Linked DNA regions of Homo sapiens: regions 1 and 2 are each linked to region 3. A link is a contact called in ENCODE Hi-C or POLR2A ChIA-PET data. All regions are on one chromosome and are shown on one strand. Each heading gives the region's core, a stretch centred on a gene start or an enhancer-like site at or near the end of the contact. The rest is flanking DNA. Distances are from core to core; before and after follow the strand shown.

The links. A loop is a pair of places that touch in the nucleus more often than their neighbours do. ChIA-PET counts read pairs that join two places held with the same protein, here RNA polymerase II (POLR2A). Pooled maps may share reads with other maps.
Region 1: a pooled map shows a loop between it and region 3 (2.6-fold over the local background). The contact joins two enhancer-like sites. A Hi-C loop is called at or near these places in 3 of 37 single-sample maps with no recorded cell type and 2 of 50 pooled maps. POLR2A ChIA-PET finds 5 or more read pairs at or near these places in 1 of 52 experiments (PC-3).
Region 2: a map of OCI-LY7 shows a loop between it and region 3 (2.5-fold over the local background). The contact joins two enhancer-like sites. A Hi-C loop is called at or near these places in 2 of 168 maps with a recorded cell type or tissue (Calu3 and OCI-LY7) and 3 of 50 pooled maps. POLR2A ChIA-PET finds 5 or more read pairs at or near these places in 2 of 52 experiments (OCI-LY7 and activated CD8-positive, alpha-beta memory T cell).

Annotation. Positions count from the first base shown.
Region 1 is chrX:40,419,537-40,422,731 of GRCh38, reverse strand. No RefSeq gene overlaps it. Among named protein-coding and RNA genes, the nearest start is that of LINC03099, 160 kb to the right of the region's middle. Within about 2 kb of position 1,656, at least 3 of the 41 ENCODE cell types and tissues checked have a DNase peak (open chromatin) inside an H3K27ac peak, as active enhancers do.
Region 2 is chrX:39,952,632-39,955,620 of GRCh38, reverse strand. No RefSeq gene overlaps it. Among named protein-coding and RNA genes, the nearest start is that of LINC03053, 55 kb to the left of the region's middle. RefSeq lists a silencer at 1,463-1,691. Within about 2 kb of position 1,585, at least 4 of the 41 ENCODE cell types and tissues checked have a DNase peak (open chromatin) inside an H3K27ac peak, as active enhancers do; they include OCI-LY7, where a contact is called at or near this core.
Region 3 is chrX:40,168,342-40,171,229 of GRCh38, reverse strand. It overlaps a transcript of BCOR not described here. Among named protein-coding and RNA genes, the nearest start is that of BCOR, 72 kb to the right of the region's middle. RefSeq lists enhancers at 946-1,145, 728-1,418, 1,419-2,109. Within about 2 kb of position 1,574, at least 16 of the 41 ENCODE cell types and tissues checked have a DNase peak (open chromatin) inside an H3K27ac peak, as active enhancers do; they include OCI-LY7, where a contact is called at or near this core.

The DNA.
Region 1 (3,195 bases), core at 407-2,906, 250 kb before region 3:
TCATTTGTCCTGCGTTTTCTGGGCTAGCCTTAAGTTCAAAAATGTCACACTATCTCCCTACCTCCCTGTACATGTCCTAGTAATTCCAGTATTTCAATATCAAAACAACATCTTCCAGATTATTTCTCCCAATTGGAAGCAACCCCATAATCCTGTACTTAGGCTACCTGTCCTCAGTCTTGGTTTATAAATTGTGATCACTGTGATTAGGCCACTTATTTCACTCTGCTTTGATCATAATTATGGACTTTGCTCCAGTAGATTGTGAGCTCCTTGGGGGATAGGGACTCTATCAGTTAGGATTCGGTTTGGCTAGGAGCTAGAGACTCAAAATTGCAATGTGGCTTAAACGTGAGAGCAGTTTCTCGTGTGTTAAAGTTTAGAGATAAACAGTTCAGCATGGAAATGGCTGTTGTTCTAAGAAGATCTCAGAGACCCAGGCTCCTTTCAGCCTACCATTCCAGATCCCAACATTGATGAAGGTGAAGCCCTTGTTCTCATGGTTCATGATAGTGGCTAGAGCTCCAGCCATCACATCTACATTCCAGGCAGCAAAAGATGAAAACTAAAGGAGGCAATGGTCAAATATCAGCCATCTCTTAAGGAAGGTTCTTGGAAGCAGCCACATTGTCACTTCCACTTGTAATCCAATAGCCTGAACTTAATTACATGTCTATGCCTACCTGCAAAGGAGGCTGGGAAATGTAATCTTTCTTCTAAGTGGCCATGTGCCCACCTGAAAATCAGGGTTTGAGTATTATGTTAGAAGGGGATGTAGTATACTGGGGAACAGTCTCTGTCATAGATAGGCTTATGCATCTCAATATCCTAAGCAACTCTAGTGGAGCTTGACACACAGCATCAAGGAATGAGAGGTAAGATAGCAGAATGGGTGAAAGCACAGATTCTGGAACCATCTGCCTGAATTTGAATTCCAGCTCTGCCACTTAACTAGCTGTGTGACCTTCGGCAAGTCATTTAAACTCTCTGAGCCTCAGTTTTCCTATCTGTAAAACGAGGATAATAATAGCGGACAGGGTTATTGTGAAGGTTAAATAAGTTTATCAATGTAAAGCCTTTAGAACAGGAACTGGTACATAGCATGTGCTATATAAGTAGTAGCTACGGTTATTATTGTGGTGGTGTTGGATGAACAAATGGTCAAACTGAGATGTTACCTGTTAAGGAGCAGCTGGGTCTGAGGTTTCTGATGGCACAATGCCTTTATCTAAGCCTAGAAGCTGTGGTTGGTGTGGAAGTCCCCAAATATGGCCGCCCATAACTCCCATCAAGAGGTAGAGACTTATTTCCCTTCCCCTTGAATCTGGACCAGCCTTGTGACTTGCTCTGATGAATAGAATGCGATGGAAGTGACCTCGTGCCAATTCCAGGTCTCAGCCTTAACAGGCCTGGCAGCTTGTGCCTTTGTTCTCTTGGCAGCCCACTGCCATATAAAGAGGTCTGGCTGCCGTGCTGGAGCATGAGGCCATGTGGAGGGAGAAAGGCCCTGGGGGATGGAGACTACGAAGGGAGAGAAAGTGAGACCCAGCCAGCCTTTAGCCATTTCAGTCCCAGCTACTAGGGTGCCAGACATGTGAGGGAGGCCGGTTGGATGTTCTGGCCCCAGTCAAGCTCCCAGCTGACTGCAGCTGCATGAGTGACCCCAGCCAATACCATGTGGAGCAGAAGAACTGCCCAGTCAACCCACAGAATTGAAAGGAACAATGACTCATTGTTTCAAGCCATTCAAGCCATTAAGTTTTGAGGTGGGTTGTGGAATAGCAACAGAAGCATACCAGGGCTCAATGCCTGATCTTATCCTGCTCTCAGGGCCCACACCTTCCTGTGTCAATTTTCTGTCTCCAGTTCCTGCAAGACTAGGGCAGAATCTGGGGGTTCTAGAACAGCCTTTGCCCTTGAGTCTTAGGAAGACAGAGGCAAAAGCTTTGCCCCTTATTTCCTCTCTCTAACAAAAATAAGGCAAGAATATTTGCAACCTGGTGACCCTTCTGAAATCTTCTGAGGCCAGATGAGATGAATTTTGAGTTTGAGGAGCTGAACTCTGAAATTTCATCTTCAGAATACTCTGAATTCCAGCATGCACGTCTCTTTGGCCCATTTTTCATTAACACATTAAAATAAAATCCATTAAGACATATCACTTCAGTTGGAAACTTGACCAGAACTGAAGTTGACTAGAGTCATCATCTCCCCTATTTGCAGAACTCATTAGAATATCCAAAGTAATTTTCACCTGCATCATCTTACTTGATTTCTACAATGAGAAAAGGCTTCTCTAACCAAACCACTATGGTAAATATGATCACAGTGGAAAGAAGGTTTTTAAAAGTATGCAAATAGGACCACTAATTACAAATGAATCTTTAGCTCATCAGCAAGATACACTCCTCAGCTGATGACAACATCTGAACATAAAACTCAAAACAGGGCTAGGGGCAGTGGCTCATGACTGTAATCCCAGCGCTTTGGGAAGTTGAGGCAGGAGGAAAGCCTGAGGCCAGGAGTTCCAGACCGGCCTGAGCAACATAGTGAGACCCTGTTTCTACAAAGAATAAAATAAATTATCCAGGCATAGTGGCACATGCCTCAAGTTCTAGCTACTCAGAAGGCTGAGGCAGGAGGATTGTTTGAGCCCAGGAGTTCAAGGTTACAGTGAGCTATGATTGCACCACTGCACTCTAGCCTAGGCAACAGAGTGAGACCCTATCTCTAAAAATAAAACAATAGGTAATTAATTAATTGAAAACACTCAAAGAAAAGCTTTTAGTTAACCCTATCTTTTATTAAACTGGCCATCCTCTAAATTCATCAAAACGAGTGAGGTTCACAGTATTGAATATCAAAATTTCTACTGCTCATACATTTCCGCAATTTTCAAGGCACCCAGAGTTTTTTGAGTACCCATTTCTCACTGGTATGAGGAACTTGGTACCTATGGCCATTTTAAAACATGGCCCCTAAATTCTTTGATACTACTCCCATCAACAAACTAGGTTCTATCTCCCCTGCCCTTGAATCTGAGTGGGCTCATAACTGCTTCAACCCATAGACTATGACATGTGATATCATGTGATTTCTGAGGTTGGGCCAGAAAGGTACATGCAATTTCCACCTGATTCTCTTAGGACAGTTGCTATGGGGGAAGCCAGTTGTCGCATAAGAAATCCAACCTTC
Region 2 (2,989 bases), core at 336-2,835, 220 kb after region 3:
CTTGTCTGCCATTGCCTCTGCGTGTTCTCACTAAAGGTGGATGATGCTGGGACCCTGCTTCTGGCATCTGCCCACCTCTGGACCTTTCCTCACTCAGCATCCTGTACCCAGAGTGCTTTTCCTTCCAGTCAGGCTTGTTGCAATCTTGCCCAGACTTGTACTGCCCAGGTGAAACGCCACCACCTTCATGAAGCCTTCCTGACCAGCACTTCCAGCCCCACCTCCACACAAACAAACGTTCTTTTTATTCTTTCCCAGCACTTCCTGGGTTGATGCCTCGCCTCGTTTCTTCCTGTATCACAGTTATTAATGGGCTTGTCTCGGCTTCCCATTAGACCGCAGGCTTCCTAAAAGGCTTGTTCAAAATGAAGCCTCCACAGCGCCTTGCACCTAGAAAGGGCTCACTGCATTTTAGTTTAATGAATGAACAAATAAGTCGCAAGCAACACATCAGCAGGTTGCAATGCCCAGTCAATGTAGGGGAATTAATTTTGACTTTGGCAATCCATGCCTTGGGGGGTGTGACAAGGCCCCAGGAAATGCGAGGTGGGGAGTCGCTCAGGGCGGGGAGCAGATGTCCACATTCTGCTTTGTTATTACTTCAGCTTATTGGTCCAGGTTTTTTCTTTTAGACAGAAAAGAATCCGCCCATGTTTTCATGTTGTTCTCATTGAAATACACCCACAGGCGTTGAAACGAACCCACTGGTGAAGTGCAAGGAGAGAGAGGGCAGCCCGTTTGTTTCTTCACTAAGGTTTGGGGCTGCAGCTTATGGGCCGGAATTCCCAGGGGCTCCAGCGCAGGAAGCTGAGGGCAGAATGAGGGAGTCGGAGAAACTGGTGGTGAGCTTCTCCTTAGGTAAATGGTCGAAGCAGTGGGGGGTTGGGGAGATGCTTTGGCGCTGGAGCTTTTAAAATGTGACTGTGAATTCACGTTTGTAGGAAGCCTTTTTCAAATGCTTTCCTTTTCCCTTCAGGGAGTTGCAGAGGGTGTGAAGGGTGCGGTGCGGAGCTGGGTGGAAGGCAGAGGTGGCTTGGGCTGGGAACCCCTATTTCAGGCTGTTCATTTGTTCGGTGGTTCAGTTCCTTCCTTCCTTCATTTGTTCATTCATACATTGAATAAATGTGAATTGATGATCCACCAGAACGATAAGACTTTTGGAGCCAGTAGTCTAAGCTCTGTATTTGGAAAAGGAAGGCTCAGAAAGGTGTGCTCCAAGTGACCTGCTCCACGTCACACAACCAGTTACGAGCTGTGGTAAGATTTGAACCTTCATCTCGTGCTTCCCAGTCCAGCGCTCCCAGGGCTTTGTGGGGGCTGCTAAGGGGACCCCAATGGGCCCTTTCCTGGCACACTTTGTTTTAAGCTGAGTTCTTCCAGTGGGTGAAGAAATGTGGCTCCCTCTGAACTCACAACTGAACCTGTCCTCAGTGCCCTGCCCCGGTGCAGTGCAGGTCTCTGATGGGGCTGCTGCACAGACCGCACTCTGTGCTCAGTGTTTATAAAGCCGCGTCAGCCTTGGGTGTGGACAGGAGTGACCTGTGCTGTCTAAACAAACCGCGAGCTTCTGGCGGCCTGCCTGCCTGCCTGCCAGGGTGCATGTGACGTTCTCTGGCCAAGCGAGGTTGGTTCGATTGGAACTCCTGGCTTTGCTCCTTTTGAGTGCAGCAGTGTGTAAATGTAGGTCTGAGCCCTTTAGTGCCCCAGAGGGAGCAGAGGCTGGCTATCATCTAAGATGCAAAGGTGCGTGGTTTCCCATCATGTTACTGCCAGCTCCTTCCACCTCCCCCGAGCTATTCCTTCTTTCTTTCCTGTTTCTCTTAATCACCAAGGGACAAAGAAGAGACCTGTCGTCCAAAAAATCCAAGCAGATGTCACCTACGAGAAACCACAGGAACAGGCAGATTTTAGTAAAATGAAGGCCTAGCAGCTGCTTTCAAAGACTCTGCCCCTAAATAATGCAACTTCGGTTTGTCATTCCAGATGTATGTTTGAAAAATCAGGCTTAAGTCTGTCATTTTAAATGGCTTTTTAAATGACACAGAAATTTTACTATTTTTAGGTCAAATACCTTGCAGAAGTTGACATTTTAAGGTTTGGCTATGTGTGAAAACATCCAAAGGGAAACGTGTGCTTTCTTTTTTCTAGAAACAATAAACAGGATGAGTGGCCTTAGTTTATTTGTGCACGTTCTTACCTCTCTTGTATTTGCATCTCCAGTGTTTATTGGTGTGATTCTTCAGGCATACACTCAACATGGCAGATGTCACCTGAAGGCCGCCCTTTAGAGATGAGGTCCCCACAAATAAGAGCAGGTCATTAGACTAGAACCGCCTTTGTTCCCTTAACTACAGTGTTTTCTGTCTCCACACAGAGCACACTATATATAAAGCCATAACCATTCAGAGTCACACATGGACTATATAAAGGCACTGCTGAGAGATGAAAGATGTTTTTAACCCCTTCCTCTCAGGCGTCTGTGGCAGCTGCAACCACTCAGTTTTAGAATGTGCCAAGTTCTGTTCTGGGCTGCAGTGGGGTTGTGGGGGTGGGGGTGGTGGAAGAGGAGGAGGGAGCTGTGAATGAAGCAGCAAGGTGAGAGGAGTGGTTCTCCCACCCCAACCCTCACTCCCTCTTTCTTGCCTCAGTTTAGAGCTGCTGGGAATCCCCCAGGGATAAGGGTGACAACAGAGAAGGAAGCGTAACAGCAATGGACAGGACTGTAGGGGCAGCCTTCTGTGATTTTAGACTGGGTCCCTGTACTCTGCAGTCTCTTCAGGGATGTTAGGGCACTTGAAACTACAGGGTAAAGGTGGCAGCGCTTCCTGGAGGATCAATTGTATTGGATTTGAAGTGATTGTCAATGTCGCTCTTCTATTCAAACAAGCACAGGGCCCTCTGATGGAATAGAATGTAGATGGACATGAACAGCGATGCCAAACATGGTACATCAAGACGTGCCCAGCCTGCTGAGGTGCCACTTTGGACT
Region 3 (2,888 bases), core at 325-2,824:
GGTTGCCTCCAGCAGGAGGGTGGCCCGGGTCCTAGCAGACAGATCCAAGAAAAGGATGCAATATATTCTAAATGACATTGACCTGGAGGAAGGAGGGTGTAGGCAGGAGCAGGCTGGCTTCACATGGCTTCTGGCTCCAGTTCAGTGAGGAAGACTAGCTTCCAGAAATTTGTGGGGGCGAGTGGCCAGTCTCTTCATGTGTAAAATCAGAACAGTAACACCTACTCTGTCCCCCTCGGATGGGTTTCTGAGGACCAAAATGTGAAGGCACTTTGTAAATGCGGCTCAACCCTTCTGCTTCACTGTGGTTAATGTTCAGTCTCTCTTAGGTAGAAAAACCAGTGACTTGCTGATTAGAAAACAAAGTAGAAATCAGCCCTTTCTCAAATCTACGCAACAATGTTCGAGATAAAGGGAACCCAAAAGCAACCTAATATTTTGAACCTCCTTTTACATCATTTCGAGATAAGTTTCTGAAGTAATGAGAGAATCTTTGGAATGTTCTAAGAAAATCTGTCAAAAACTGGAGGTTAATGGGGAAGAAAGGGAGGCTTTAAATTGGGTCAAATCACATTTTAAGAAGGCTGGGCGCGGTGGCTCACGCTTGTAATCCTAGCACTTTGGGAGGCGAGATGGGTGGATCACGTGAGGTCAGGAGTTCGAGACCAGCCTGGCCAACATGGCGAAACCCCGTCTCTAGTAAAAATACAAAAAATTAGCCGGGCAAGGTGGCGGGCGCCTGTAATCCCAGCTACTGGGGAGGCTGAGGCAGAATTGCTTGAACCCGGTAGGCAGAGGTTGCAGTGAGCCGAGATCGTGCCACTTCACTCCAGCCTGGGCAAAAGAGCGAAACTCCGTCTCAAAAAAAAAAAAACCAAAACCAAAACAAAACCGGAAGAAGAATATAAATTTATAGTAGCTTCCTGGCTATATCCCCTTCTGTTAGTCTGCAGAAGAGATGCCCGTTGGTAGCCATTCCCCCAGCCCCAGGACCGAAGGACGTCTTGACTCAGGCTTGGTCTGCTAGGTGCAAGGTGTTGTTGGCGTCTGGGGTGGGGACAGTGAAGAAAGGCGATCATTTTGCTTTAAATGAACATCAGAAGACCCAGGCCTGCTACTGCGTCTTGAAGGCCTGGAGTTGTTAAAACTCTGTGGGAGGGGGTGCCTCGTGACCTCCTTCCTCGCAGATGGGCTCAGGCAGCGTGACCGGCCCCAGGTGGTGCCCAGGCGCGCTGGGGATGGAGGCCCAGGCTGCGCGTTCACCCTGCCTCGCAGATAGCGAGTAGGGGCCTCCGGCTGGACCGCCCACCGGCCTTACTCTCCCTTCCCTGGCCTTGGGGCCTTGGACCAGGGTTAACCCTGGTCCCGTCTCCACCTCATTGCCCCCCGTGCAGCGCCGTCCCCGCCCTGGCTCCCGGCCCAGATCCCGAGGCCTCCCTCGCCCAGCAGTCTCGGTTCTTCCCCCTCGTGATTCATTTAGCAGCGGTGCAGAAAGCCTGTTTACCTCCGCAGCCCTGGGCGACTCGATCTGCGTAAAAAGCCCCAACGCCAGCTCCGACCAGTAGGGGGGGGATTGTCCTATAGATTATTTCTCCTCCTGGTTTTTGTTTTTGTTTTTTTTTAAACCAGAAGGCTTGGTTGAAGAGGGGGTGGGGTGGCGTGTTGCTGCTGTTTTTTAAAACACCGTATTTGAAAGAGAAACAAAAGCCACACAAAAGCCGTTTAGGAGGTACCAAGACTGTTTTTACATATAAAAAGTGCAGCGAATACCAAGGGGCCCCCAACAGTGATAAACTAAATGGTTGGCCGATTTCGACAATTAACAGTTAATCTGTTATCTGCGATCAGCAAACAAGTTTTGAGGCTCGAAGGACACCGAATTCCTGTTCCAGTCGATAGCGTTGTACTCGAATCTGTTGAGCACATCAGATGCTCCCTGTTTCTCCTAGAGCGAATCCAGCTTTAGCAAACATGGGTTTCCCAGGTTGAAGGACCGACTTGAGCCAGAGAAAATTCTCTTGTGCAGCTGAGGAGCCTCTGTCTGCATCGCCCCTCGAGCCCGAGCTCATCTGTTTGGTTTAGATTTCTCCAAATTGGTTTTCACCCCGATTTCGCGGACCTCCTAATTTTGCACGTAATAGGCCTCCGATAAATGTGTACTGAATGGCAGAAACTAAAGTGAGGCCCTCGGCCTGGAAGACGGCCTGACGCACGGCCTCGCCCTTGGAACCCCACTCGGGTTCCCAGAGCCCCCAGGCCGCTGCAGCCTGCGCGCAGCTTCGCCCTGCGCCGGCCAGGGCGGGCGGGCGGGGGAGGCCAGGAGGCACGAAGCGCCTGGAGCCTGCACGATGATAAATATTGCGCAGACAGCCCATAAATAATTTGCATTATGTTCAGCTGACAACGCGGGGCGATTAATTTTAATAGCTACATATTTGCCTGGGCTGCTGCTTTCGTAGGCCCCGTAATGAAAGGCGAGAGGCCGCCCTGGCTCCGTGCTCGCGGTCCAGGAAGGCAGCCGGGGGTGCGGGAAGGCCCGATGTGGCGTCTCCTCCAGGCAGCCCCCCGGGGAGCCCCAGCCCCTTGGCCCCCCTCTCGCCCTCCGTGCCTTGTGGAGGTGAGGTGTGCGCGCACCGCCGGAGCACCCCCGAGGCCTCGAGCAACAGGAGCCACCATAATGACACTGCACATTTGTCTGTGTGGGGAGAGCCACTTGTGGACTGGGAGACCCTCCACGTAGCTTTGTGCCCCACCCGGACCAAGTCCGGAGTTTCAGGTTCCACTTAGGCTAGGAGGGGGGTGTTTGCCGCCGCCAATTCGCCAGTGGGCCCCAGCTCGGCCGAGGCTTCTCCGCCCTCCCGGCAGAGGCAAGAGACAAAACAAAGCCC